Linked DNA regions of Homo sapiens: regions 1, 2, 4 and 5 are each linked to region 3. A link is a loop called in an ENCODE intact Hi-C map of the cell type or tissue named here. Cell type or tissue: sigmoid colon. All regions are shown on one strand. Links, peaks and the distances in the headings refer to the core of each region. The heading gives the core; the rest is flanking DNA. Region 1 has its middle 59 kb from the start of TSHZ3-AS1. Region 2 overlaps LINC01837 (long intergenic non-protein coding RNA 1837). Region 3 holds the start of TSHZ3 (teashirt zinc finger homeobox 3). Region 4 overlaps LOC124900621 (a long non-coding RNA gene). Region 5 overlaps LINC01837 (long intergenic non-protein coding RNA 1837).

Evidence for each region. Peaks named below come from ENCODE experiments on the same cell type or tissue, not always from the same donor. Only the 100,000 strongest peaks of a DNase experiment are listed, where the experiment ranks them.
Region 1: it touches region 3 in a loop (3.0-fold over the local background); 3 of 110 quality-filtered maps call a loop at or near these places.
Region 2: it touches region 3 in a loop (2.6-fold over the local background); 2 of 110 quality-filtered maps call a loop at or near these places.
Region 4: it touches region 3 in a loop (2.2-fold over the local background); 5 of 110 quality-filtered maps call a loop at or near these places.
Region 5: it touches region 3 in a loop (5-fold over the local background); 4 of 110 quality-filtered maps call a loop at or near these places.

The regions. Positions count from the first base shown.
Region 1 is chr19:31,259,658-31,265,599 of GRCh38, forward strand. It overlaps a transcript of TSHZ3 not described here. Among named protein-coding and RNA genes, the nearest start is that of TSHZ3-AS1, 59 kb to the right of the region's middle. In sigmoid colon, for the core only: no CTCF peak of the experiment used is centred there; no DNase peak of the experiment used is centred there.
Region 2 is chr19:31,967,557-31,973,498 of GRCh38, forward strand. LINC01837 (long intergenic non-protein coding RNA 1837) reads right to left here. Exons shown (of 16, transcript XR_007067222.1): 4 at 1-77. Among named protein-coding and RNA genes, the nearest start is that of LINC01533, 55 kb to the right of the region's middle. In sigmoid colon, for the core only: no CTCF peak of the experiment used is centred there; a DNase peak (open chromatin) is centred at 2,515.
Region 3 is chr19:31,346,784-31,352,725 of GRCh38, forward strand. TSHZ3 (teashirt zinc finger homeobox 3) reads right to left here and starts at 2,653. Exons shown (of 2, transcript NM_020856.4): 1 at 2,397-2,653. The coding sequence starts at 2,436. TSHZ3-AS1 (TSHZ3 antisense RNA 1) reads left to right here. Exons shown (of 3, transcript XR_002958388.2): 1 at 1-2,134. RefSeq lists an enhancer at 5,860-5,942. In sigmoid colon, for the core only: no CTCF peak of the experiment used is centred there; DNase peaks (open chromatin) are centred at 2,010, 2,708, 3,498, 4,578 and 2 weaker places; H3K4me3 peaks cover 4,635 bases; H3K27ac peaks cover 2,159 bases.
Region 4 is chr19:31,107,418-31,113,359 of GRCh38, forward strand. All of the region lies in intron 1 of LOC124900621 (a long non-coding RNA gene), which reads left to right. Among named protein-coding and RNA genes, the nearest start is that of LINC01791, 57 kb to the right of the region's middle. In sigmoid colon, for the core only: a CTCF peak has its summit at 3,127; no DNase peak of the experiment used is centred there.
Region 5 is chr19:32,038,968-32,044,909 of GRCh38, forward strand. The region is part of intron 2 of LINC01837 (long intergenic non-protein coding RNA 1837); the gene reads right to left. LINC01533 (long intergenic non-protein coding RNA 1533) reads left to right here. Exons shown (of 5, transcript NR_110675.1): 4 at 5,866-5,942. Among named protein-coding and RNA genes, the nearest start is that of LINC01533, 16 kb to the left of the region's middle. In sigmoid colon, for the core only: a CTCF peak has its summit at 3,052; no DNase peak of the experiment used is centred there; H3K4me3 peaks cover 662 bases; H3K27me3 peaks cover 1,132 bases.

The DNA.
Region 1 (5,942 bases), core at 662-5,661, 87 kb before region 3:
AAAAAGAGAAATAGGAGGTCATGTTCTCCAGAAACCCTCATTCTTCCAACTCAAGATGCTGGGTGTAGACGGCAGCTGTCACTGTTTGCTGAAGGAGCTGCATTTAGGGAAGAGGAGAGAATGGTGGTTCTTTTGTGATCCATCACGTGCCCACCCTCTAAGAACCCTCAAATCATCACATCTCCAGCCCAGGCCAAGGATTTTGTCTCAGTCACTAGGAAAATCCTTAGAGAAAGCCCAAGATCCCAGGTCTCTTGTGGGACCAAAATATCACTGATGGGACAGATGTGGGCCCAGTTGCGCGGGAGAGAGGAACGCTTCCAACTTGACTTTTCATCACTAGAACAACTTCTATGATGTGCATCTTTCATACTTCCTTCTGCTCTGCCCTGTGCTGATTGTCCAGGTTAATTGTTCAGAGGGCAGACATGGGCCTCCTGCAGGCTCAGCCTCAGCCCTGAGCCATCTCCAGGGCCCAGCTCAGGACCTGGGGTCTGCATCCCTTTGCTGTTGTGATTTTGGCTAATTCTGAGACCCAGCCAGCAACTTCTACTCCCCTCTGCATCCTGAGTTCCCCTCTTGCTCTGTCCTGCCCAGTCCCCCCGCCCAGGTCTCTGTCAGATTCACCATCCTCGTCTATGTCTGGTCATCTCTTGTCCGTGGTGCCCTGCCTAACTAAGTACAGCCAGTCCGGTGATACTACATAAAGTGTACTTTGGCAAATTACCGCCCCTCCTCTTCAGTGGTCAGGTCTGGGTTCAGAATCTGAGACCTGGGGCTGTGCAGAAGCTGGGAGCTCAGCCTTGGCATCCACCTGATCTCTGGGCTCTGTCCTCCTGGCATGCACTGAGGAACTCTGGCTGACAGGCTATTCTCTGGGCTTCCCAGGGCAGCAGCTTTTTAAAACATGTACTCATTTCCAGGTAGTCTTTTTCCAGGAAAAATATGAAGCTCCTTAGTGAGAGAAAACGCACCTTTGTTGAGCATCTACTATGTGCCAGGCACAGGGCTAGGCTGGCAGAGTGCAGTCAATTTGTTTATTGGACAGGAAGGGTGTGGCGCTCACTTGGGAAGCACAGCTCTGGGAACAAAAGAACATTTTGTCCCAGTTAGAGAATGGCCTCCTCTTCCTGAAACCCAAGTACCAGGGAAAAGGAGAGGCAGGCTGTGTTAGCACTTAGGAAGGCACTGAGCTTGAACTCAAAGGTTGTGAGAATCCATTCACCACATGCATTTTTAAAATTATGAATTTAGCCCAAGTTTTCTCAGCACCTTCTGTGTGCCAAGCACTGTGCCGGCTCCTATAATATTAAATAGAAGGCCAATTTTGAATGCGGGGCGTGGTGGCCAGGGAAGGATGCCTGCATTCTCCTAGAGGACCTTTCAGGCTGCACTCTTGGCTCAAGAGTAAGAGAAGCAACCTGGAAACTTATATCCTCCTGTGCTTCAATCTCCCCATCAGTACAATGGGTGCTCAGGGTGCCCAAGGGCTCTCCCACCCCTGGCGCCCTGTAGGCAGAACATCTGTGGACATTAAGAAGCCAAGAACTGCAGGCTGGGTCTGTGTGCCCTCTGCCAGCCACTGAACACTGCTCTGATATTCAAAGGAGCATCTTCAGAACTCAGAAGTCAAAAATCACATTCTCCAGAGTCTCTGAGAGGCAATGCCTGAGCTTAGGGGAATGTTAAATTTCCAGTGTTTCCTGCAAAAGAGGAAGAAGCACCGATAGGCAAAGCCCGAGGGGTGGCCTTGGAGGGACAGGGCTGTCTCTCCCAAGGAAGGAATAAAGAAGTCCAAATTAGTCATGTTGTATTACTTCTTTTTATGGCAATGCTCTGAAAGTCTGCAAATGTCAGCATGTTAATTTACTGTCACTCAGTGATATTATTTCATCCTTTCAAAAATGTGTTTCTTGCATTTTCAGTAGCATACTCCAAGTGTTCTCCATCTCAAAGTTTCTATAGATAGTGCGACTACTTTCACTCTGACCGTTGCCAAAATGTAGAAATTCATCGTTGACTGCAGCCACATATACGTTACAAGTGGAGCTGGGACTCGGGTTTCCTGCTTACAGAAACCGGGGGAGAGGTCTGAATTTTCTCTGTGTTCTTGTTCTATCACCTCTTGTCCTCCAAAAGTACTCTGTGGTTTCTCTCTCAAGGCACGTGCAGAGATAAATTTCATAGAGAGATGTTAAGCCATCAGTCACGGCTGAGTTTGTATATGAAGTCGGAACCCTCCCTGTCTGCGAGCCCAGCCCCCTCCACCCCAATGATTCTCCTATGGTGGCAAACTTATTTCAAAAATTCTGATGAAACACTTTGTAAATTTTGTTATTCTGTGATGATAATAAATCATTATAGCCTTAAACACTTCTCTAGCTTGGAGCCTCAGTCACAAATTATCTTGTCATTCTGACCAAAACATTCTCCAAAAAAGCTTGACAAGTGCTAAAACCCAGAACATGAAACCATGTGTTGTTGTGAAAGCAAGATTCAGAAATGTCAATTAATTAGATTAAGAGGCTACTTTTAGCTTTACCCGTGTTGCCAAATAACCCTTAAAATATGCATAGCAGTGGAAATCTACCTCCGCGGTACAGTACTTCAGTGCTGAGGGAAGACAATGGCTCGGACTAATGGACAAAATTGTTGTATCTGTCAGTCAGCTGCAAAGAATGATCTAGAAGCAAATGTCTTGCTTCTTTTTCCACAATGTGATTTCACGAGCTGGGTAAATGCTACCATTTATGAATTCGAAGAGCTCCCCCCTCCCACTCCACCTCTTAAAAATCATACACAGATCAAGAAGAAAAAGTCAAGTCGTTTTCATATGTCTTTACTAGTAAGATAGGTTTTTAATGTCTTTCTGTGCTTTTTTTTAAAAAATTTGCATTTGCATTTTGAAGTTCACTTTGTAAAAAAAATATATACCGTGGAGAAATTATTTAAATGTTTTTTTATCCCTGTTTCTTGAAAATCTTATCTTTAAATAATCTATATCCTCAATTTTATTTATGCCATAAACTGTTCCTATATTTTAATGGTCTGTTTGCTTTAAAAGGGGTTGTTGGTTTTAATAGCTCAGTTGCTATCTTTGTAAACTAAACTCCTTCTGACGAAATTCGAGCAGATCATCTCTGCCTGTGAGTGGAAGGCACATTCCAACCCCTGAAAAGGAAATTTAAGCCAAATAAATGTTCTGCCCAAATTAAAATACATAAAATGAATAGTTAACTCGGACAAGAGCTGATGGACGCAACAGTTGGGCTGCGGACATGTGGGTGTTGAGAGCGCTGACTGCCAGGCAGGACCTCAGGAGAGAAAACCCAGATGAAATTAATTTCCTGTAACCCCCTTTGTCCATTCCTCAGGACTAATTGATGGCAGTGCTGGCACGGACATCTTGGGTGAGCAGAAATGACCAGGGCAGACAGCATCGTGAAGGGTGGTGTGGGTCTCTGCCCTGCCGGGGTCTGAAGATGGCTGGCTCAGAATTGCAGCCTCTGAGCCAGGACTTGGAGGTCCCGGAGGACAGGGACAGGAAACTCTCCTCCAAATTCTCAAGGCCGTTGAACCCACCTTGATTATATTAGAATCCATGTGGATTCTGGCACTAATTTTAGGACAGGTCATTTTCATGGAGGAAGGACAAAGAAATGGCAGGGGGTGGGGAGTGTGGGCACTGGATGAGAATCCTATGAAGCTTTGCAAAGCTGCATGGAGATGTGACAGCAGCCCCTCTCCTCTTGGCATTCATAACCTCGCCACCCGCTGCCCACGGCTGCCCCCCAGCAGCGAGCACGAGGAGCTGCGAAGGCATGAAGGAAAGCTGCCTTCTCCCCAGCTGGAGTGCCCCCGTCCTGCTGGTCAGGGCAAGACGTGCCCTGTGGCAAGTGGGGGACTTATTGGGGGAGGGACTTCCTGCATGGGGCCACTTCCTGCATGATGTCATTTTGTGCGGGGCCAAGAGAGGGGGGACAGTGTGCCCTGCAGCAGGCTTCCAGGTTTCCATGTCTCACAGATCCTGTGGGTCCCCCCCACTCCTCACATCCCCACCCCTCTCAGCCAGTCCCACTGTTTCTAGCTAGCAATGAGGCAATTAATGAGCTGTATAGAGGCCCTAAGTTATCTCTGGAACTAGATGGGTAATAACCACATAAATAAGTAAATAATTAAATAACTAAATAAAATAAAACGGATGAGTGAGGCACCAGAGCTCTAGTCTCCATGGAATGAGTTGTACGGGGTAGCAGAAACAGTGGGGGAGGAGGGGGAGGCCCATAGCTCCAGCCTTGGCTCTGCCACTGACATGAAGTGTGTGACCTTGGGCAAGTCACTCCTCCTTGCTGGGAGCTCTCCCACCCGACCAAAGACCCCATGTAGAATAGGTGCCAATAGGAGTGCAGTGGGGAGATGGGAGCATGAATGGTTTAAATGTAGCAGGAGGCAGGGGTATCCAAATGGCCTCACATTCCTTCATCTTCCCGGTCTGCATCTGGCCAAAACCTTCCTCCTGCAAGCCCTATGATTGTGGGGACATATTCCACCTGTGCACAGGGAAGCCACCCTCAGCCAGTGACAGGCAGGAGGTGGTGGACCATCAGCTGCCTTATCCTGGGGTGGGGCCACTCAAAGATGAGAGTTTCCTGCACAAACCTGCAGAGGTTCCTGGGGACCAAGTACCAGTGGCCTACAGTGGCAGCTTGCTCCTTAATGCATTGGGAATTAGCTTCCTTTTTTTCCCCATCTGCCTCCTCCTCCCTCCTATCTGAACGTTCCAGGCTCCCTTGTCAAATGAACTACCTGCCCTCAAATCCTCACCTCAGTCCCGCCTGTGGGAGAGCCCAGCCTACAAGACAGATAGGGAGGAGCAGGGCCCAGGGCCAGCCAGAGAGCGGATGTCCTGTCTAAAATGGGCGGCTGCTGCCCGGTTCCAGCCACCTGCTGTCATGCAGGAATGTGGCATCCGGAGATGCCAGAAATCTCACTGTTGTATGAAATCTCCCAATCTTCAAAGTTTGGCAATGAATTCAAGTTTTGTGGGTTTTTCTTTTTTTTTTTTTTTAAGCCGTGTGGCTCAAGCCAAACAAATCGGCAGGTCATATTCCATCCATGGGTCACATTTTGCAACCTGTGCCAGGTAAAATATTCATTGCGCAGTTCAGGTGCCAGAGACAGGGCCAGTCAACGAAGGTTCCTCTTTCTAGTAAATTCTGGTCTGCAGCCATAACAGGGTATAGGAAGTCATGATCAAAAGGACCAGCAGTTTTTGGGCAGAGAGGCCCACTCTGACTGTGGGGTAGGGGTCCCCAGCTATACCTTGTGGAGAGAGTGGCCAGGAGGTTCTCAAGGTCAGCATGGCCCACCCTGTACACTTCTGGCCCAAGGAGGAGGAGACACTGCCTGCCCCATTAGGAGAACCTGCTCCCAGTGGGTCACAAAAATCCCATAGCCGGCTGGGTGCAGTGGATCATGCCTGTAATCCTAGCACGTTGGGAGGCTGAGGGAGGTGGATTACCTGAGGTCAGGAGTTCGAGATCAGCCTGGCCAACATGGTGAAACCCCGTCTCTACTAAAAATATGAAAATTAGCCGGGCATGGTGGTCCATGCCTGTAATCCCAGCTACTCAGGAGGCTGAGGCAGGAGAATCACTTGAACCTGGGAGGCGGAGGTTGCAGTGAGCCAAAGTTGCGCCATTGCACTCCAGCCTGGGCAATAAGAACAAAACTCTGTCTCAAAAAAAAAAAAAAAAAAAAAAAGAAAGAAAGAAAGAAAAAGAAAAGAAAAGAAAAGAAAAGAAAATCCCATACCTTGGTTTCTCATCAGGATTCTCCCTATTGTAAATTGAAGTCCTTGAATCAGGGGTGCCACTCCTTGAGGAATTTGAGAAGGTCATACTAGGGCTCATTCCCCCTTTAGCAAACTGAGGCCAGACATT
Region 2 (5,942 bases), core at 353-5,352, 620 kb after region 3:
TGAGATGTGACACTTGCTTGAAGGTCCGAGAATCACCAGATGCTCTGTCTTAAACTGTGTACATGCAATGACATTACCTGTCACAGAAAAGGGAACCTTGATGAAAACCCCAGACAGAAATGCAATGGGTGGCTCACACGCCCCCTAACCCTGCTGCAGAGTTCCAGGCAAGGCCCTTTGTCTCGGGTTCTCCTTCCTGCCTGGCTTCTCCTGATTGATCTGAGCATCCCTCCTCAAGAGAAGCCCTCTGTAACTCTAGGATTTATCTTTGGGCTGAAAAAAATGATGCTACCTCAAAACACTTATACACCAAGAACTGAAATAATTTAGCCCATGGAAAACAAAATAAAATCCTTGTTTTGTCATGATTTCACATGCATCCTTAAAGTCAGCCCAGGGCTTGTTAAGTTTTTACTGGAATGACTTTGCTTTGAAACTTCCCTCCTGCTTTAATTGACGGATGCACACAAGACCACAGCCTTGGTTGGCCCTGTCATGGAAAGCTGGGGCTGTGATCCTGGAATTCAGTCATCAAGTAGTTTTTTGGCATTGTTCTTCTGTTGACTTCGCCTCTCCCTGTATCACACCAGTTGTCTTTCCAAAAGGAAGTGTCCCTTTCCTTCCCTCTGCAAAAGACACAAGCTGCTCTCACCCACTTCCTCCAGCCATCGGCACCTCTGTTTTCAGACCAGCCCTCATGACCCCAGTTAGAGGTGCACAGCTGTTCCTGCCAGCCCTTCCTCCCAGCCTCCTTCCTACAGATGCCACCATGACTGTCACACCTTTAAGGTCTGTGTGTCCTGTGAATACAGGTCTAACTTGCGGGACACAGAGAGGACTTTGTTGAGCAGGTGGTCCTTAAGTTCAAAATCTGAATTAAGGCATGTACAGCAGCACAGTCATGGGAACCTTGTTCAGAAACCATAAAAAATCCACGGATGTTCTCGTGGAGACCACACTTCATGCTGTTAAAACTTGACCATCCAAATATTTCCTATCACACCTTTGCGTGGTCTTATTGTGTGAGTGGAGGAGTGGGGGCAAGGCAGTCAATTAAATGTGGATCAAATAATCAATCACCATTGACTGGGCACCTTTTGTTGCCCAGCACTCTAGCTATTGGCTGGAAATGCTAAAATAAGATCCTGTCCCACTCTCAAGGAGTTCTCCATGTGACCAATAGAGAGCCACCTAAACAAACCATTAATTGAGTGCTCCTCCTGAACCTGCCACAGCTTAATAGAAATTGACAAGGACCCCATGAGAATCTCGAGGAAAAGCAGCAAAGATTTTGGCCCCTCTATTTTAACTGGGTCTCTTTTTTAAGTGACTGCTGCACTGAGTCACTAATTCAGTAGAACGCTGTGACAAATGCTAGGACCAACGCAATCCAGACCTAGACCTCTATCTGCTTTCCTCCTAGAAAGAGGAGTTTCACCTTAAAGCAGGAGGGAAGGTGTTTCACACAAGTGGGCTCTTTGCAAACTTGCTAAATCAGTCTTCCTCCATTTCTGGAGGAAAAAATCTGCACGGCTGCTCACAAATGCCAGAAAGGGAAAGAATCCAAGACCTTGAAATAGCTGAGGCTCTTTCCTTCATTTAAAACTTTTGTTCCTGGAAGAAGTTGAAGGATGTTTTATAAATGTTTTAAATGCATCGTTCAAAGGCAAAGCTCCTTCCTTCTCTGGGGAGGTGACCCTTCTGTTCTCTCTGCTGATGTCAGGCCTGAGCTGTGACCTAGAGGGACAGCAGGGCTGGTGACGTCTTTTTACCTCCACACCCACGAAATGGCGCTCTGTCAACTGGGGGAAGAGGAACAGGGCTGTGGTTGTTTAAGGGGTCTTAAGAAGACAAACCCAGGCCACAGAGTTTCTACGTTTTAAACCTTTCACTGCACTTTTCCTTATTGTCCACATCTGCCTTTTAAAATACTTTTCATGGAAATTTTATCTAGCTGTTTTCATGACAGGCAAACCCACCGTGCAACAGCCAAATCTGAACTAAGCATTTGAGGAAAAACGTTCTCAGTTGTGTCAACGGAGAAATGATGAAATGAACACCAGATCATGTTAGTACAGCCCGTCTGTCTGACCGACACTGACAGCCCCATCTCTTGAACACTTAATGTGTACAAGGCCTGTTTAAGCCAAGAGGAAAGAACTCACAGGGGTAGACCCGGCCTTGAAAGGGGTTTCATTGAGTGGGGCTACACTGGGGATGTGTCTGTACCTTGGACAACGCTTGGCTGTGGCTCTGACACCCAGCATGTTTCCTGTGACCAAGCAAAGTGCTAGGGGCTGTTTATTTCACCTGCATGCAGATAGCCCGCCCGGACACCACCCCAAAAGGATGAGCACACCCTGAGACCAGCCATGTCTAGAGGCCAACAGGAAAGGGTCATCAGAAACCCACTGTTCTGGTGCTTCAGGATAAATCTTGCCTATTTCTTCAAAGATAGAGCATCATCGAACTGGATGATATTTTCTTCTCCTTTGCAAAAGCAATAAAAGCTGCCGGTCTGGGCTGTGTATCCTGCCTGTGCTGCTAACAAGACACATTCCTTTTTGTTCATGGCGAGTCATGTAAGTTTCTGTCTTATGTCACAATTTCTGACAAGTGCTTGAGCACAAAAACAGTATCTTGGCACCAAGAAAATGACCATCACTTAAAAAGATGAAACTCCCAAGGACACCAAAAGGGTAAGATTTCATGGGAGATATGCAATAGGAAAGCCAGCCCCTCCCATGTCCAGAAGACCATCCCTACAAATCATGTCAGAATCATTCTGCTCTTATCAAACTTCAAGGCAGCCACTGCTGCAAAACTTCCCTGGTTCAAACCAACCACTTGGCCCAGAGTTGATGTTTAACACTTCTACACATCTCATGGTTAGCTTATTGGGAAAGCCTGACTTGGTACAGCCCTGTTCTTTTTTCCACTTTTTAATTATTCTAATTCCTTGTTTTTCTTCTAGGTCCCTTAGAAGACTGATTTCTCAGCCAAGCATGGTGGCTCATGCCTGTAATCCCAGCACTTTTGGGAGGCTGAGGTGGGTGGATCATCTGAGGTCAGGAGTTCGAGACCAGCCTGGCCAATATGGTGAAATCCTGTCTCTACTAAAAATACAAAAAATTAGCCAGGTGCGCTGGCACGCTCCTGTCATCCCAGCTACTGGGGAGGCTGAGGCAGGAGAATCGCTTGAGTCCGGGAGGTGGAGGTTACAGTGAGCCAAGATCACACCATTGTACTCCAGCCTGGCCAACAAGAGCAAAACTCCGTCTCAAAAAAAAAAGAAAAGAAAAGAAAACTGATTTCTCAGTTCAGGCTATCTCTTCTCTCTGTTTGTAACACAAAAGACTTATGCCTCTGAAGGACGTTGTAGAGAGAATATTGCGATGGGAAACATACAACTTTGAATTTCATTACATCACAAACTTCCTTCTCAAAAATATAACACCAGTTAGTTTAATAAAACATGGCATCTACGGACATACTTATCATGCAGAGGTGCAATAAGAAACAATCATATTAACTGAAAACCATGGCTTATTTATGTATTAAAGTATATTATGTACATCTGCACCCAAGGCCTCTCCGACTCATTGCCAGATGGAAATGGGGAACATGGTGCCAGCCTTCACCCTACACTGGGAAGTTCTTTTCCCTGGGCGAATGTATCCCTTCTGCCTACCTGCTCACATTCCAGGACTCCTGCCAGTTTACCTACACCCATCTGGACTTAGTGACAACATGAAATCCAGGCTGGGGTATAGCAGAGCCCTCCCTGCTCTGTTCCTGGCCTTTGCATTTTCGAGGGTGCTGGGAACTTATCAGTCTAAAATCTATGATGATTTTATCATAGTCACTAGAAGGATCCAAGAGGAAGTGAAAGCTGAAAGGAAAGCACAAGTAAAATTCTCACTCCAACACCTGACCCAGAAAGCCTTTGGGTTTTGAGGGGTGAGCATGAGGGGGTTGCTGGTTCACCTAAGACCCTCTCCATTCACCATCACGTCCCTCGGTCTCCCCCGATGGAGCTGTTTCTGAGTCTTACAAGGCAAATATTAATTTGGAAGTCAAGGTCCTATTTGCAAAAGAACAGACAGACATTCTGAGATCAAGTTCAGACTTAATATACTGAGTCTTGGTGGTGTTGTCTGCTGACAGGATACACTGTCTTTAATATCTCTGCTTAAAATATTACCAACAGGCTGGGCATGGAGACGTGGAGTTTGAGACCAGCCCTGAGCAACATGGGGAAACCCCACCTTTACCATAAATTCAAAAAAAAAAATTTGGACAGGCATGGTGGCATGCACCTGTAGTCCCAGCTACTCGGGAGGCTGAGATGGGAGGATCACTTGAGCCTGAGAGGTTGAGGCTACAATGAGCCAAGATTGTGCCAATGCAGTCCAGCCTGAGTGACAGAGTGAGACCCTATCTCGAATATATATATATATATATATATATATATATATTCCAACAACTTAAATAAATAAGACCTAGTATTTGCTAGCACAACAGGGTGACAATAGTAAAAAATAATTATTTGTTTAAAAATAACTAAGAGTATAATCTAACTGTCTGAAACACAAAGGATAAATACTTGAGGGGATAGATACCATGTTTACCCGGATGTATTACACATAGCATGCCTGTATCAAAATATTTCATGTACCCCATAAATACATACACATACTATGTATCCACAAAAATTAAAAACTGAAAAAAATTAAATTAAAAAAAATTACCAACAATCAGATTAGGTCATCTTCTGCTCTGGCTGAGCTATACCCAAGATAGATAAAACTTCAAGGCTTCAGAGATTCAGGAAGTGCAGGCAGCTTTGTGGAGAGGCAGGGCCGTGTCACCCAACCATGCCTACTAATCAAGAGCCCTGACTCCCACCAGCCCATCCTCCCTGTTCCACTGCAACACCTAACTCAGAAGACATGGCCCACTAAACTGGGCAAAACCTAGGTGCACATCTGCACCCAGGCCTCTCCCACCCGTCGCCAGATGAACACAGGGCACACGGAGCTGGTCTTCACCCTACACTGGGAAGTTCTGTATCCCTGGAGGAATACATCCCTCCTGCCTTCCTGCTCACGTTCCAGGACCCCTGCCAGTTTACACACACCCAGCTGGATGCAGTGATGACAGAAAATTCAGGCTGGGCTGTGGCAGAGCCCTCCTACTCTGTTCCTGCAGGGGAACATGGCATAGACCCCCACGACGAGCAGAGCCAGCTTCCAGCCTGCACAGACTCCAAGCCTTTTATAAAATCAAAATGAGCCTCCCTTAAATAAGGGAAGCAAGGGAGGGGATTTCAGCTCTTCCTTTCCCAGAGGGCTGGAGCCGATGGCCTCGATGACAGCCTAGGCATTCAGTTGGCTTCGCCTGGAGGAAGAGGGAGGCAAACGTGCCTGAATGATTCTCCCCAGGAAAGGGAGAGAGTAGGACAACTTGGGGAAAAAACGTTCCTGCAGGGCTGCAAAAATCAGGGAGAGGCGGCAGGGCAAGGAGACAGGCGTATGTATGTCTGTGTCTTTCAGCTAGGCAGCTCAATCTCAGGTTATTTTATTTGACAAATAAAACTAAACTGCATATTTATGGACTAATGATGTGAGATATTGCTCTTTTATTCGTATCCACTGCTGTTTAAAGACCAACTGTAAATATTCCTGGGACTTTTTGCAAGTTGGTGTGACTTAGGTAGGCAGCCCAGAGCACAACCTTGCAGCCCCATTGACAATAGCGGCACTGCCTCAAGGTCAAGGTCAAGATCAGGACGTCACCTCCTTTAGCAAAGTCAGCTACTCATTGGGAGCATTTCCTCTCAAAAGCCACAGATTCACGTATCCTTTCAGCAACACTCATGCCTGGCTCTGTGCTGGCCTGGGGCTTTCAGAGCCATCTGGAGGATGCTGGGCCCTAGTCCT
Region 3 (5,942 bases), core at 447-5,446:
AACAAACCACCCCCAAAAAAAAAACCTCTGTGCATACTTATCACCAGCCTAAATGTGGAGTTTTTTTTTTTTCTCTCCACTCTTCTTAAATAAGTAGCTCTTCAGTCCGCCTCCACCCCCTCCTCCACATGTCCATTAGGCAGAGGCATTCTGATAAAGTAAATCCAAAACCCGAGTATGGGAAAGAAATAAAGCACTCATGCTGCCAGCTTCTGATTGACCATTAAGCTATTGATGAATGTGCCTGTCAGGAGAGAGACAATTAAATCAAATATGAAACAAAGTCGTTTTGACGGGTCATTTTGATAGAGCAAAACCATTCTTCCATCTCCTATTAGTCCTGCAGTCAAGTTTTTTATATAATGAATTTTTCTTAACTGACCTGAGATTTCCTGGCTGGCTTTCTTTAAAAAAAAAAAAAAAGTGTGAAAAGGTTAGTGAACAGGTTGCTCTAAAAATAAATAAATAAATAAATAAATAAAGCCAACAGCAGGTTCCCTCCTCCTCTGATATTTTTCTGGAGGAAGCTATCAAATACGAGTCTCAGATTGGCAGGGTGCAACCGAAGAGATGAACTAGAGAGAGAGTTCTGAACCAAATGTAAAGATGTAATCACATATGGTTCATTGGATGGAGGCACACACATACCTTAAAATGTGTATCCAAAAAGGAAAGAAAAAAAAAATTTCAAAGACTGGAAGAAGCCCAAGACATTCCTACTACTCAACTTTGTGAAGGATTCCTCCAAAGTTTCAGAGTTTATTTTGGGTAGATAAGCTCATTGCTTGAGCCTGGAATTTAAAGTAGAAGGTGGGACGGGCAAGAAGCAAGCTCCAGGAGGTTAACTAGGGAGGCGGCAAGCTCCCTACAATCACTCCTGGAATTTTCAAACTTTCTAAATTTGGGCAACACCGAGGACAGAGAGCAAAACCTGCATCCTAAGCCCCAAACCAACCCTGTTTTCTTCTGAGATTTTCTGAAGACACTGGCAGGCAAGTACATTTCTGGGAGAAGAGAGAATTATCATTCCTTCTCTGTGACCCCGTGTAAGGGGTCTGGAGTGCAGAGTGCAGCCAACGTGTGAGGTCCCCTGGCAGTGCCGGCTGGCATGATGGAAATTATGGGCACTCAGGGCACCATGGCTACAACGCCTTCCTCCAAGATGGGCACCAGCCAATGCCCTGACCCTACTCTCTGCCCTTCCCTCTTAACATCAAAAGAGAAGTAAAAGAAAGGAAGAGAAAAGAAAAGAAAGGAAGCCCCACTTAACCCTCCCCTTCAGGGAGCATCTGAACCTCTGCACATCTGAGTGTTACTCATATCAAAATACATCACGTCCATATGTGGTCCTCTCGGCAATCCGCCCCAAATCCCAAAGTTGCACTGACAGGGCCCTCCTGACGTCACAGAGCTTGGCCTCACTATTGCAAGTGATTTATTGATGTTTATTGGGAATGAATAGATCAAAGGCAGCAGCATGACGGGCGATCAATCAGTCATCAAATCAAGGATGGCAACGGGCCAGAAACCCTTCTTCCAGGCAACATGCCCCCAACCGACATTATTGCAAAATAATGTTATGTGTGTGGTTTTTGTTTTGTTTTCAATGATGCGTTTTCCAGAAAAGAAAAGAAAAAAATCGGCTCAGTCTTAACAGGAGTTGACACTCCCGGTTAAAGAAGAAGAAAAAAAAAAAAAAAGGAGGAACAAAAAAGTACTCAGACACGTCCCAGAACTAAGTGCTATGCGGAGATGAGGGTGGGAGCAGCAGTACAAGGAGGGGGTGGGGGCGAGGAAACACAAACAGGGGAGAAGGAAACGCCAGCATCTAACATGGACTTGACAGTCATCTGACAATACCCAGACCCTGTGCGCTCCGGGTTCCACCGCTGTGCCCAGTTTGGGCCCAAGAAATGAGGAATCAATCGTGTTAGTACTAAGGTGGCCGAGGGGACCGGCTCGCTCACTCGTTCGCGCTCCCTGGCTCGGCGGACACCAGGCAGTCCCCCGGCGGTCGGCCGCTCGGAGGACGCGGAAGATGTCCCGGGGAACTCAGGTGACCCCGCCCGCCACCCACAGAAAGAGCCAGGCCGGGGTTGCTTCCCATTCCCTCTGCAGCCGGAGAGCTGAGGAGGTAGGGACCTGGCGCGGCTCAGCGCGCTCCGCGAGCGGCTCCCCAAATGGGTGCGAGAGGGAAGAGGGCAGAGCGCGGCGGGGCGTCCGGGGGGCGCCCGGTACCCGAGGCGGGCGCACGCACCCAAACAGGAGAGCGGCGCCCGGAGTTACTCAGTGCGGGCAGAAGAGCGGGGCGAGGAGCGGGGTCGCGCCCGCTGGAGGCGCGGGGCGAGCGGAGGAAGAGGAGGAGGAGAGCAGAAGGAAGGGGAAGCGGCTCGTACCTGCTGCGCGCCGGGGCGCCTGCTGCTTCCTCCTCGGCATGATGCTTCTCCGGCGACTGCCACTGCCGCCGCCGCCGCCGCTGCCGGGCTGAGGACAGGGAGGGAGGGGGCGGCGGGCCCGCGGGGGGGCGAGGCGGGCCTGCTCTCAGCCTCCCCCCCGGAGAGCGGCCGCCCGCAGGATGCTGCTGCGCCCAGGCTCTCCGCGTCCCCCCCGCGCCGCGCTCCGCCGCGAACCCCGAACGTGCGGAGGGAAGAAGGAGGGCGGGCGAGGGAGGCTCGGGGAGGGAGGAGCACGGGGGGGAGGAGGAGGCAGAGGAGGAGGAGGTGGAGGAGGAGGAGGAGGACCGCGCTGCCGGCGGAATGGGAAGTTTGACAAATCGCTCCAGAGGCCAGAGGAGGAGGGGGCGGGGAGGAGCGGCGGCCCTGCCCCCCCCCGCCCCGTCCCCAGACGAGGTGCGCGGGGTTCGGGGCTGGGGGGCGGGGAGAGGGCGGGCAGAGCGGTGGGAGGAGGAGCGCGGGAGCGGCCCGGACCGGTACTGCCCCGGCCCCCGCCCCTAGGCCGGGGGTCACGGCATCCGGGGGGACGCGCAGCCGCCGCCGCGGCCCGGGGCTCGGCGGTCCAGTCTTCTGCCCGTGGCGCGGCTGGAGCGGCGGCGTCGGCAACAGGCAAGCTTAAAGGAAAAGGAGATGATCGTGTCAATCGCCCGCCCGCGGGGGCGCCGCGCCCCCGCCCCCGGCCCCAGGCCCGCGTGGGACCCCCGCCCCGCCAGCGAAAGGGGTGCCGCCCCTCCGCCTCCGCCCCGTGCGCACACGCGGGGGCGCGGCGCCAGCCCCGCCGAGCCCGTCCCGGGGCGCTCGTTACCCCCCACCCCTATTCCCACCCAGCGTTCGTCCCCAGCCACCCCCCAGCTGCCCCACCCGGCTCGCACTCCTCTCCACCCGCCGACTCCGGAGCCCCCAGCGTGGTCCCCGGGCCGGGGCTGGCGTCCCCCGGGGAAGCCAGAGCCCACGGGCAGGCCCCCTCCAGGGAGGAGGCGGGCGCGGGCCGGGGCGGGTGGGGGCAGCCCTCAGACCCCGCGCCACCCAGCTCCTCCCCCAGGACCCGCCGTAGCCACTTCCCCCAATTTTTTTTCCCCGGACAAACTTTCCTGGGCCCGTCCCGGGGGTCGGTGTGGGAGGGGGTTCCTTCAAGTTTCCTCTCCTGACTTTGGGATGATCAGGGTCCCTCCACCCCGCCCCTCGCCCCCGGGAGCCGGGCCGCGCCCCCCATCCACGGCGCGGGCCGATCCTAGGGCGGGACGGGGGCGGGAGAAGGAAACCGGGCTCCCCTGCCCATCCCCCGCCAGGGGCTCCCCCCGAGAGCCTAGGGGGCCGCCGCGCCGTGTCCCGCGCCCGGCCTGCCGGGGCTGCTGGACTAGAGGGATTGATTATTGATTGGTGATCGGGGTCGCTGAGGCTCCGGGCCGGCCCGGCCGACTGGCCGCGGCAAGAAGGAGCTGGCTGGGCGGCGTGGGCGGCGGGGCGACGCGGGCTCACTTACGGGCGGCGGTGAGGGCGCGGGTGGGCCGGAGCTCATGCGGGCGACCCCCGGGCGGCGGCGGCTGAGCGGGAGCCGGAGCCCGAGCGGCGCGGGCGGCGGCGCATCGATGCGCTGCGGGCTCGATTGCGTCTCCCTGGGCCAGCTCTCAGGCCGGGAATGGGGCGGCCGCGCCGGGGCCGGCTCCGGGCGCTGCCGGGCGGCGGCTGCTGGAGCGCGGGGGCGGCCTCCGGGCCCACTATCCCCGAGGCGGCCCTGCGCCCGGGCGCGCCGGCTGGGGCTCTGGCGCTCTCGCAGGCCCCGAGGCCGACAGTCCCGGCGAGGGCGGGCGCCCCGCGCTCCAGCACCGGCTGCCTGAGCGCTCCTGGAGCAGCAAACCCCAGACTTCTTCCTCCTTCTCTCCTTCCTTCCTTCCCCCTCCCCTTATCTTTTTCTTTTTTTAGTCTCTTTCTCCCTCTTTTTCTGCCCTGTGTCCTTTTTATTTTTTCTCTACGACTGTTTTTGCAAGTTTGTTTCAAAAGTTCACAGCATGCTTTCTTTTCTTTTAGACCGGGAGACAGTGATCTCACCCACACGGTAAGATCAAAAGTCTCCGCTCGCCCAGCCTGCGGGCTTGGGCTGGGTCCAGACGTCTCCCAGGATGCAGATGCGCCGCCGCTGGCCTCCCCGGCTATAAAGCCGCCTCCAGCGCCTTTCCGCGCGCAGGAGCGCTCGGAGTTGTGGGGTACGGACCCCAGGCGGGGCAGGGAGTCCGAGGCGGGCTGCGGCGGGGCTCTCGGGCTGGCGGACTCGGGGGCTGAGGCGCCGTGCGCGTTGGGTGCCCGCGGCCGCAGAGGCCAGAACCGCTACTCCTCCAGGCCGGGGAGACGCGGCCGTGGAGCGTGAAACGCTTCTTGCAAGCGAGGAAACGGTGAGTTGGCCGACACCGCCGGCGGCCTCACCATTCTGGTGGCCGCGCTGAGCTCCTGTCGCCTGGAGGCGGGTTGCGCCGCACGGGGTCAGCTCCCGCCGGCTCCCAGCTCACCTTCGAAGCTCCCACTTAGGCGCGCCCGGTGCGGCGTGTGCACAGCGCGGGGCGCCGCACACGGAAGCGTGTAGTTCTCCCTGGTCGCGCTTTTCTCCTCCTTTCCATCCCCTCGCTGTTCTTGCAAACCTCTGTTCCTTCGGCCCCCTCCCACTGCGGGCCGCGGCCTGAACTCGGGTCTCCGCGTAGCCGGCCGCCGCCGCTGGGTCGCTGCCTGGCCCTCCCCCGCTCAGGCGCCGAGCGCTGTGCGATCCGCCCTAACATCTGTCCGTCCAACCATTGGCGCATCCATCAGTGTCAATGGGCTGCACATTGCAGCGACAGCCCGCCACGCACAACACGGGCTATGCGGAGTGCACGCAGCAACCATACTGCCATGTCGGGACACGCAAAAAGGCCCCCGGCCTGGCTTGGCACAGCCTGAAGGCCTAATCTGTGTTCTTTCAGCCACATGTACCCACCCCCACTTAATATCTGGACCCCCAAACATGAATAGTTTTGCAGACCATTGTAGGGATGGAATTGAAGGAAGAGGGGCAGTGTCGCCCGAGTCATTATTTTCCACCAGGTTTTCTCTGCCCTTGTGTGGGCTGGGTGTGGCTAGGAGAGAAGGAAGGGAGACTTCCCAAATCCGCACCAAGCACACTGCAGAACCGGAAGCTACCTGGATGCAAGGGCTTAAACCCCCTTCACCTGGGCCTAGGATGTGTTGTCGAGGTCGCTGGCCAGGTTTTAGCCAGGAGGTCTCGCGCTAAAACTTTTTGGCCCCGCCTGGCTGCTGTGTGTGACATGGCCTGATGGAGAGGAGCTGGAGAGCGGAGGAAAACGTGGATCCCAGTGAGAACTAAGGGCCAGATTTAGGGAGAAATAGTGTCTGGATGGCAGTAAGTCTGTAATTCACATTTTGTTTACAAAGGGAGAAAGGGCAGGGCTGTAGGTTTGAGAAGCCAGAGGTTTGCGCGGAGTTCCGTGTGCCCATTCCCCG
Region 4 (5,942 bases), core at 653-5,652, 240 kb before region 3:
GCTCTGACAGTTCCTGGGTCCTGGAGGGCCTCTCTGATGCAATTAACTTTGAGGGCAACCGGCAGGATCTACTGGGCCCCATTCCTACTAACTCTACAGCAAATGCAGCCAGAAGGTCTCCCTTCCATGAGCTGGGACAGAAATGGAGACCACCTTTGTGCGGAGGGATATAAAAAGGCAGAGTCCCCAAATCTTCAGATGCAGAGCCTTCAGGTCAGAGTTTGCAAATGGATCCTATGTCCCCTTTCTTGCAGAAACCACATTGGGATGTAGCACCCACCACTTCCAGTTTCAGGCTCTGCAAAATGGAGACAGTTTGTGCAGTCACTTAAGTGCAGAATCTTTATCTTCACGATTTCTTGCCTCAGACATATACTCTACTATACTACTATAGCTTCCCTTGTAGGAACTTTTATCAGTACTCCGGTCTCTCTGGAGTCTTTCCAAAGCCTTCAACTTAGTTTTCATAGGGAAAAAAAAATCTAATTTTTCACCTCTTATTTGATCAATGTGCACAATTTATTAAATTGCATAATGACAATTACAACTAAAGCAGGTTTGGGAATAAACTCATCTGATTCCTGGGAAATATTCAGCTCACCCAGTGCACCCCCCCTCCTACCCCAACCTTGAGCACTCAGGACACTATGGGCCTCATCATCCAGGGCATCTTCTAGAAGGAATGGTGGCTCTGGCTACCTCTGAGTTGGTCAAGAGAGGGCTGGTTAGGGGAGTTTCTAAGATCGACCAGATATGATCTAGGAGATATTCAGGCTATGGGTAGGCAAGGTGGGGACCATGTGACGGGCTTTCCTACTAAGGAGTTTAGAGATTCTCCTGGCAGTAATAAGGAACTGCTTATCGTTTCTGGGAGAGAAGGAAGCAATTTCATCCAATTTGCCGTCTGGAAAGCTCACTGGGTTGCAGTAGGGAATGGACTGGATTATTGTTTCTTAGCCTTTCTCCCGCCCTTGTAATGGGATTTTACACCCATAGCTTTCGTGAGGTGTGTGCCTTTGCCATCTCTCCCAGTAGAGTAGGTGGCTCTTTGTCTTTGGACTTAGGCATGTGGCTGCTTTGGTCAATGGATGTTGGGGGGACATGAGGGAACCACAGGCTTTGCCTGTGTCTGGGGGACTTGGCTGTCACTCTATCACTCCTGCAGTCTGCCAGGAAAGGAACATGCCCAAGGTGGTCACGTTCCCTTCAGCCTGAGCCTTGGAATGAGAGGTAAAGGAGCAGACCTGAATCTGACTTGCAGCCTGGAGCAAAGTTGCCGTATCCGACCCACAGGCCCAGTGAGAAATGCCCGTTTGCTGTGAGCTTTGTAACAAACAACCCTCAGCCCTCAATGAGGATGTGGGTTGCAATTGAGCCATATTGCAGATGGCTGATTAATACAGAACTGGACAAGACTGAGTGGGATGGGAAGCAGGAAACCCATCACTCTCTCTCACCCAGTTGGGTGACTTCAGGATAGTCCGCGTCCCTCTCCAGGACCCATTTTCTTGTTGGCAAAGTAAGGAAGTCATAGTAGGTGATCTCTACGGGCCTTGCCACCTCTCAGGGGCCATAACGGAGCAGAAGAGGAGATAGAGCATCACCTTGCCCTGGCTGGGGTACAGTTTCTACAGGAGGGATGATTTCCGTCACTTTCACCAGGAAAGGGTCTTGGTCTTCACGTCGTTTGCAGTCCACAGGATGCCAAGACCCATTTGGCAGTACAAAAGGACATCCTGAAACAGCACATCCCAATGTCCCCAAAGTCACTGCAAGTCATTCCCATCACCCCGTCCCGTCCCCCGGGCTCCACTCACACAAGGTGAAATCTTGCATGCATGTATCCTAAATTCCTTGCCCTAGCTCCCTTCTCTGGTGCTGGGGGCAGAGCATTCCTAGAGAAGGTCTTAGGGTCTGTGGGGGGCTCCTTACCAGGCAGGAGACTTTCTGCCAGGAGCCAGGCCTGCAGGGAGCAGCTTTGGGGTGGGATTTTCGAGGAAGAGTGATTATCAGGGCATCGGTAATAAGGGGGGTGGGAAGAGCATGAGAAGAACAATGGAGAGGCCTCCCCGGTGCAGTCACTCTAAGGTATGTCACCTTCTCCGATGCCAGGGCCACTGTCAGAAAGGCAACTTCATCTAACTAATTAGCAGGGTTTGCCACTTTACAAATCTGCCGCGGCTTTCTTGGCACGAAACAGCCGCGGAGGCAAAGAGCTGTAGGAACCCATTAAAAATCACAGGGCTGAAAGAAAAGGAGGGCAAGGGGGAAATTTGAGATAAGAGGTGGGGGAAGGAAGGAAATTTCCCTGTACCAGGCCAGCTGCCGGCTCCCCTCTCTCTGTCCACATGCAAGCAGGAAGTGGTTAAAGTGATGGGAAGGGGAACCCACCCTCCTCTTGAGCTGGGCCTCTGATCTCTGCATCTGGTTTTTCCTCTTGAAGCACTCTCTGGTTTTAAAGTGGCTTTGAAGGAAGACTCTCCTGTGGACTGCAACCTGTCACTGCACCCTGTCATCCATCCAGTAATTAAAATCTGACTGATTTACTGACTGGTACCGACCATCATAGCTCTGGAGTTAGCTGATGTTCATCTTTCCCAAGGCTAAAGTTACTTGGTGAAAAGAGACCGCTTGCTCCCAAGCTAAGCTGTCATACAGCTGCAGTGGAGACCATAAAGATAGCTAACAGAGCCCTCACCAGCCATCTTTAGTTTATTTTATTCTAATATTTATCACCTCCCAGCAAATGAACATAATACAGACAAGTTAGGGAGAGGTGTGCAGGCTGATTTGTGGGTCCGGTGTGGCAGGCCATCTAAACACTGGACGGGCCACACTGAAGAGCAGGGCATCTCCCCGAAGGGCTGGCCAACCTACAAAGACTTGTGGGTTGGGGAAGAGTCTTGAGCTCTGAAAAGTGAGGCTAGCTGTGTGCATGGGAAAGGGTAAAGGAATCAGGGTCCCATCCAGGGGTGCTGAGTTTCCTGAGCCACCCAGCAGCCTGTGGGGTGACCTATCTTCTCCATCCTGTCCTTGCATAGTCTTGACTTTGCTATCACAGTTCCGGGACGTGGCCCATCCTGGCCCTTCTTGTGTAAGGTTACACCAGAGCTCCTGTGGGAGGCAGCCTCTCCCCACATCTCCAGAGCTGCTAGACCTGGGCTCTGCCCCCATGAACTCCCTGCCAGCCGGCTCCTTTTCTCCTCTTCTCTCAGGATCACTTATTCATTCATTTTGTGAGCGTCTGCATGGGGCCAAGTTCCACGCTAAGCACAGGGGTGAATTTGTATAGAACAGAACAGGCCTGATCCAGGCTTTGTGGGACTCACAGTTCGGTGGAAAGATGGAAGCATTAGACACATAAAGGCACAAAGAAGTGCATATTAATAGTGGAGGCAAGGGCTCTGAAGAAGCAGAGTGAGGGGAAGAGAGACAAGAGTCCACAGACGGAGCACCATGCAAACTGAGGAAAGAGTGTGGAGCTGCTCTCTGGGCAGGGCACAGACTAGAGAGAGGCAATGGGGTGCCCGGAGAGCAAATTGCAAAGAGACTTTGCACTCAGGGACCAGCACATGCAGGGCTGCAGCTGAGAGTGGGTGCCCCCTTCAATTTTCATTCTGGGAAGCTCACCCACCTCAGTCTATCTTGGCACAAATTGGATAATTGTATGTCTCTCTCTCTCTCCCTCTCTCTCTCTCTCTCTCTCACTCTCTCTCTCTTTCTTTTGGAGACACAGGGTCTTGCTCTGTTGCCCAGGCTGGAGTGCAGCGGTGCAATCATAGCTCACTGCAGCCTTGAACTCCTGGGCTCAAGCGATCCTCCTACCTCAGCATCCCAGGTAGCTGAGACTACAAGCATGCACACCACCACACCCAGCTAATCAAAATATATATATTAGGTAGAGACAGGGGTCTCCCTATCTGGGAGTTGCCCAGTCTGGTCTCAAACTCCTGGCCTCAAGTCATCTTCCTGTCCCGGTCTCCCAAAGTGCTGGGATTATAGCCGTGAGCACTGGGCATGGCCCACTTCTCATTTTTGCTGAAGCAAAGAGGGCTCCAGTACTCTCTGCAGGTCACTGCGTCTCCCAGCTGACAGCCATCAGCTCGCATGTCTTATAAATCACGAAACCACACAGTGATGCACTCATACAACTCCCTGGGCTGTGGGTATTAATTGTGCATGATGATGTTTACAGAACAAACCAAAAATCCATATAACATTACATATATATATGTATCATTTTTTAAACAAACATCATTATAACGTTACATGTCATATATATGTATGTGTGCATGCATGTATATACTTTTTAAAACAAACACAATGGCTGTTTTGTCAAGAAAATTAAGTGGGGGGATGTAGGGAGAAACATGGGGAGAACGTACAAGAGATAAGGAGTTTCCGGGGTCTTTGTTCCCCTTGCCCTCTCTGCTTGGGGAGGACTTCTGTCCTGCTGTTTCTGGGACAAGCAGTCTTTGGAGGATGGAACTGGGGTTGGGAATACCTTCAGGGCTTGGAGTTGGATCAGATAAATCCAGATGAGATAAACTAATATGAGATATTACAGACCATCTGGAAGGACTAGGAAGGGTCACAGAGCAAGTCCACAGAGAGCAGACAATGAGAAGGAGCAGGTTTTCTGACCCTTCCCGGGGCTCTCCTCACCACCCTCCAAAACTAAGGGTTCATTTCTATTGTGTTTGCTTCCTGTTGTCCTTAAGTCAGAGCAGTGATTCTAGGTCCTCGTGAAACCCAGAACATTACGCCTCCTAAGCTAGACATCAATAGGAAGGACACCTAAAAACTGGAGACCACAGTACTTCTCCACCACCAAATATGCAGCCTTCACAGTCCCAACTACCTCCTTACATGCTGGTGCAAATCGGGCGTTCCACTCAGGTCTGAGGGTGCCACCAGCCACCTGCACACCTGCGCATGCTCAGTGGAGCTCAGTGGAGCTCACCGGAGCAGTCGTGTCTGCCAGACAAAAGCTATGGCTCTTGGGAAGAGAGGGAAGATAGCGACACAGATCCAGTTACTAGCAGGAAGCCCAGTTTGTTCTCCCGATTCAGTCCCAAGCATCCCAAAGGACTTCAACTTCTGGGGAGCAAAGGGCCTCCTTCACCTGGTTAGAAAACCTCGAGGGAAGAAGAACAGCGGGTGAGAAGAGTGGAAGGTGGTGTTTTTATTTTGAGTAAATCAATTGGCTAATCAGGGTGGGATTTTCCATCTGGGAGTTGAAAGGGCAAAAGGAGAACAGTTAATTTTTCAAAACTTCACTTTAAAATACAAGCCCCCTGTTTGTGAGCTACATTTGATGCAGAGTCTAGGCGGGACATCAAGAAGTGGCGTCAGGGCCAGAACTAGCATAGTTTAAAAGAACAGCAAGTAAATTAAGACAATTAGGCATTCTTAATGCCCAGGGATTTTTTTTGTGTGTGTGTGTACATTTTTCTTCCAAAAGAGCCTGCTTGCAAGACAGAATTTCTTCTTATTTTCTTTCTTTCATTTCTTCTTTTTTTTGCATTCACACTCTGGATTTTTCCTTGTATTTCTCTTGGGGAATGCATAGTTTGGTCCTGACTAGGGTGGGTACCAGGCTGTCGCTGGTAGGGAGCCTGTCCTGTCCTAAATGGCTCTCAAATGGAGTGGAAGGGGGAAGGGGGAAGGGGAGGACTTTTTAAAGGTACAAATTCCACCAACTCCTGGAGACCCCAGGTAGAGGTCAGTAAGGTTAAGTGAGATAAAAAAGTGAAAGCATTTCTGGAAATTCTTAGGAAGAAAGGTGCTAGATAAATTCTAGCTACATTTATGACTATTTTTATGGCTTGGCTTGTAACACTGTGGGTGGTCCCTGGACACGGGGCTCATTCATTCAGCTCACAGGAATCATGAGGTTGAGATCTGCAAACAGATCTGGCTCTGGAATGGTGGATGGGATG
Region 5 (5,942 bases), core at 420-5,419, 690 kb after region 3:
CTAATGTGTACTGTATTTATAGTTTGCCAATACAAACTAGCCAAAGATTGGATAATTACTGTAATCTATTAGCTCGATTGCTTTCCCTGCTCATTTATAGCATGTGCCACGCAGGCCATTTTCAAAAACTGGCCTATCTTTCATCTCCCGCAAGCTCAGAAAGTAAGGGATACTTCATCTTCACAATATACACACTTACAAATGTCTGAAGAACAGCCCGTCTCAGCTCAAGGAGGTTTCAAAAATAAAGAACCTTCTTTCCTATTAGTGTCATAATGCTATTTGTGACTGACAAAAAACACCGCTCCGAGAATGTAAACTTTCATTGAAGAATGTCAAGGCCAGTCCCATTTTCTGCCCATTACTCTGACCTCCAAATAGCATTTAATAAGATCTGCTTTGAAAGAAAAAGATAAAGGCACTTCCCTTAAACAAGAAACAATTTTTTTTGTTATAAGTAAATGTTTCAAGTGAAATATTAAACTTTTTCTTTTCTTCTTTTTCTTTTTTTTTTTTTTTTTTAAGCACACTGCTGTTACGACTCCAGAACCGATAAGGAAGCTATGTGTGGAAGTATGAGCTCAGGTCGCCTTCTGACCCTCTGTGACGGTCTATTTCAGGCAGTTATGGATAGATAACATTACAGACACTGGTAATTAAAACAACACTAATTTTGTCTCTGTGGTCACGCTTTGTTGTTAGAAGCCATCTATCATGGCCTTCACGCATCACGCAATGAGAAGACATTTGTCTACGTACATTGTGCTTGGTCAACGGTTTTACGGATTTCCCCGCGTACCTGGACACCCAGGCACTTTTAAAGACGTACTGCCTTCATTTCTACTCTATTACTCTGATTAATAAAACATTTTGCATGCTTCATCAAAACACCCTGCAAGCTTTTCACCACATATATTCATGGGGGGGGAAGCAATGTTAATTTCTTTCCCTTTTAGAAAGAAACTAACAACAACAACAACAAAAGAAATTCTCTTTTGGATTGGAAGAGAGAAAGAAAAATTCAAATATGGAAATATTTGTCTTCCCTGTAAAACAGAGTCCAGCCTAATGAAAAGCATAATATTAAAACACACACACAATGCCAAGCATCTCCTTTAAGGCTACACGTATTTTTGACTATATGTATCGTTAGTTCTTTTCTGTGCATTCATTTGCTTGATTTATGGACACTCAATTTCACTTCACCTTTTATTACAAGATCTACAGTTACATTAAGAGTAATAGCAAGTCAAATGTTTTTATATTTGGGCAATTAAAAAAAAAGAAAAGATCTATTCCTTGGGCCCTTATAAGAAATTAGGGATAGCTGAAATGCAAGATGACTAGTTTAGTTCTGTTGTAATCAACTAAGAAGAAACTGTAATGGTGCATTTCAAGGGATCTTTAACAAGTGACACAAACAAGAGAAGAAGCAGACAGGACCATTTAACTTCAAACTCCACCGAAGAGAGCTGAATTGTAAGCTTCCTACAGCAAGCCCGGCTGGCGGCTATGTGGCAGTCTTCATTTCTCAGCGGAAAAGCCACTCCCTTGAGACTCTCCAGGCACCCCCCAACCGCATTTTTTATCAAGTGTCTAAAAGGTAGGAGCTGTTAGAATTCTTTTCTCTATTCACAGATGATCACAGCCCTTTTTTCCCCTTTAGCTTGCAGACGCACATGTAGTTTCAAATATTAGCTAGAACTCCAGCCCTCACCAGCCCCTAATTGCTCTCTCAGGGAAGGTATCATAAACTCAGGTATGGCTGACACAGATGTAGCTTCAACTTTATGCAGGCAGGAATGCTACATCAAAGCTATTTGCAAAGTGACATAGCTAGTTGTTTAAAAGAACATTTTTATTATATTCCTTGGAATTTGCATTCTTCTAGAAACCAAGTGTATTTTTTAACACGGCCTCAGAAATGTTGGGGCAATTGACCATTCATGATGTCTGCAAAGGAAAAGCATCTAAATATTTTTCAAGCGACTTTAATAAATTTGAGTGCGTCTGTCACTACATGTAACCTGATTATTTAAATAAGTTAATATTATCACTTCTCTTTTGCCAGCTGCTGTAAGCAGTCGGCTGCTGTCATTAAGCAAAAAGGCCAAGACAATGTGAGTTTATCTGGTCCTACCTGCATTTCTACTCATCGTTGGACTGAAACAAATGGGAAAGAAAAACTTACTGACTTTTGGCGAACTACAAAGGTTAACTCTATTCATCATGGAGAAACTGATACTAAGTGCTTTCTGTCTGTCCATATATTCTAAAGATTTAGAAGGAACCTGGTAGTGTTCCTGGGAGACAGAAGACAGAGTGTTCATCTTTGCCATATGCAGAGTGTCTCTTGCAGTTTTCTCTTTACCTCACTGGCACTGCTGAAATCCTTCTTAGACTACAGAGTTTTGGAAACAAGTTTATTTTTCAATGAGTTAAAAAGCCAAAGCTTTTCTTTCTTAGGATCTTTAACTCTTTTAAGGTAAGTGGCAGGGTTTGAAGCTGCTGTTAACCGTTTGAGGAGAAGGAGCTCAATAGCTTGCAGTGATAGGAAGAGAATTCTCATCACCCAGGTTGCAATAAAACGTGCCTCTCCCGATACCAGTAAAGCCCACTCCGGAGATTTCCAGAGACTGTTGGAAGGCAGTGGAAGGTAAACCCAGAGGAAACACAAGATAAAGGCAACCAGGTGGCCTGGTTCTTAAATCTTAAAGCAACAGTTCCAAAGTTGAGAGCCCGCATTGCACTCTATTGCACAGCCTGACAGGAGAAGGGACGAGGAAGTTCAGAACCTGGCAATTGGAGTGTTTCCCAGCGCCGGGTCCCACCGCGCACCGCACCGAACAAGAAATCTTTTTCACTTTCTATAACTCATTTGCATGAATTTACTTTTTTGCCTTAAGAGGTTGTTGTAATGTGTGTTAAAACACACAGTGCAATTTTATCTCCATAATATCACAAAAGAAATATTATGTTAGTATAAAGTTAAAAAAAAATGCTGCGAGATCCTGCAGCACGGCGAGCGGCAAAGCGTTGCTCAAAAGCGCCACCCAAAGGCGGGAGGAGTGTAACGGCATTCAGGGAGGATCGTTTTTGTTAATTTCAGCAATCCGAATGTAAAAAATGACAGCGCCACGCAAGTTGACGGAGGCTTTTGATTGAATTGACTGATTGCCTCAGCTGCACCTGCGGAAAATTGATGACAATGCTGTCTAAACCATTCATTAGGATTTGAAACTTCACGCAGATGAATGCTGGATTCATAAATTTGCTAGACATGTGTTGTAGATAATATGACAAAGCACTGTTTTCAAATGAACATTTCTTTGACCTAATTTTATCAAAATCATGCAAAGGAATGAAAGAACATTTGTACCCGAACTCTTTGGAACAGCTGCAACTGAGGTCTCTCTCTCCATCTCTCCCTCTCTCTTTCTCTCTCTCTCTCTTTACCTTTTTTGTCTTTCAAATAAATTTAAATGAACTATATTGTTTGAAATATATATTCTAGTTTATTTAAATTATTTTTAGAATGGCAAAACATTTATTTTTACTTATTATGAACAATGTTACTCTCCGCCAGATGAAGGAAAATTATTTTGAGGGTTTTTTTCAAGCTCCAAATTTGCTAAATTGAACACAAGTGGTAAGTAGATTTTTCAAATAATATTAATAACGCGATCTCCACAGACATGTTGGGGGGAACCGTTTCAGTACCAACTGGACATGCATTCTGTGAGAAGTGGACTTCTTGCAGGCTTTGAAGGGAAAAGAAATTCCTGTAAAATATTGACGCTTTTGGTCAAAAATGGCGAAACCAGAAAAAAATGACATCTGTGTATATTGTATATAAGATTTCTGACTTGTTCTCGATTTTAATGTATCAAAACACTATCAATATTTAATGGAGCTTTCTCTGTGTGTCCAAGAAAGAAAAACAAGATGTCTGAGAAGGGGAAGGGAGCACCGTTTTCATACCTGGCTTGGCTTAGCTGCACGAGAGAAGAAAAGGCCGTGGCTGAATCCATCTCCAGGAGCAGCTGTCCCCCTGCACCGTTTGAATTGCGAGGAAAGAGTTACAGTTTTAGAAAAGAATACCTGGTATTTAAGAATTCGAATTTCTCGCTGCAGAACTAGATCTCACTTCTACAACAAGGACCCTCTGCTTAGTACTTGGACTCCCCCCCAAAAAAACAAAATGAATATTTATTAACGTTAGAAGAACCTGGCGCAGGTCGGTCCGTGCATCCGAATCTGCCAAAACGCTTCCAAATCTCTTCCCTGGCATTTAAAAGAAATCTATTTTTATACATTCTCATGAATTTGGGTTTTACTACCAGTAAGGTAATTTCTGATTAGGCATCTTGGGTTTTTCTCTCTCTTTTTTTTTTCTTTTTTCCTAAAGAATCCCTGCAAATACACCCGAGGTGCTTGAGTTAACCCCACACCTGGATGGAGAGAAACTACAGGTGTGAACGGCAAGGCTAATAGACTTGAGTTTTGCCACGCATTTATTCTTCTTTTTTTTTTTTTTTACCATTCTAGCAGTTACTTTAAACTGGAAAACATTATTCCAACAATCCAAACAAGGCTCTTTAAGGCTGCTATGCCCAAGCTGCTACAGATACAAAATTATCAAGTAGACATGTGAAACCCCCTAAATGCGGAACAATCTGGGTTGGCTTCTAATTGCTATGTTTCAATTTCTAATGGGGAAAATGTGTAAAACAAATAACTGGGTATTGGGAGCTCTGAGCACTAAAAGCAGAACATTCTTGTATTTCAGTAAATCATATAACTCTACAGATGGGTTTGGAAAGCCTGAAGCTCCAGCCACCTTTTAGACTATTTGGATCCAGCGTTTGCTTCGAATTCCGGGCAATACGCTTAAAACAAATTACCTGTTTGTCTTGGATGGCCTTTGCAATGAGAACCCTAGGCCTGCAAGACCTCTGAGATTCATTGACCTCACCAGCCCACCCACAAAGAAAGATACGTGGATACTCCCTGTATTGCCCAGTCCTGGCTACAATGGCAGGGAGGAGCAGGCAAACAGCCTCCCCGTCAAAGATGTTACAATCTGGTCAATGTACACTGGGGTAGGACACGTGGGGAGTCAAATATACATCAATTTCTGGCAACACACGGCAAGAAAACACAGATGCCCAAAAGGACATCAACTCAAGGTTAATTCTTAGCTCTCACAGAACGGGGGAACTTGGGCATAGTTAAGCAGCAAAAGCTTTGGGGGAGGAGGTAGCAGAGAATGTGTAGGGCAGAGATGTGTATATATGTGAGCCTCCAAGGATGCACTAACTGTGCCTGTTCTTTCTCCCTTGGTTACTACCCTTCCTGCTCTTCTGGTAGGGTTCAGCCAGGCACAGACAAGAGTGGGCAAAGGAGCACCCAGCCTTGCTGTGCTCACCCACGCATATATCCTGCCTGGCCTGGGCAGTCACCTGAGTTTGTAGCCCTTGGAGATGCACTTGTCACCCTCTATTCTGACACCTTTATAGGAACAAGCCTTTAGTCTCAACAATGAGAAAAAAAATAAAATGCCCTTCCTCCAAGAGCTTCAACTAAGAATCATTTCATTCATCCTAGGCATTCTGGTAATGTCCTTTTTCCAGTTCCTTGTTCTAAGAAATGCTGCATTGTAGGCATATTTAAGGAATCTACCCTTCTCCCACCCTAACCTCCTAAGCCAGAGGGGCTTTTTGTTCCCTTATCCTGTGTATCCCCTCAAAACTCACTCAAAATCTTCTTGTGTGGTCAGAATGGGGATCCTTTTGAGCTTGTTATGAGACAGGCTCTGTCCTCACTGGGGTCTCAAATGCTAAATTAATTTTTATGTCTCTTTAGACACAATGAACAAAAACCAGAGCTTTTGAATACAGATTTCCAGTAAAACCAAACCCAGCTTGGGTCAGATGCACCTT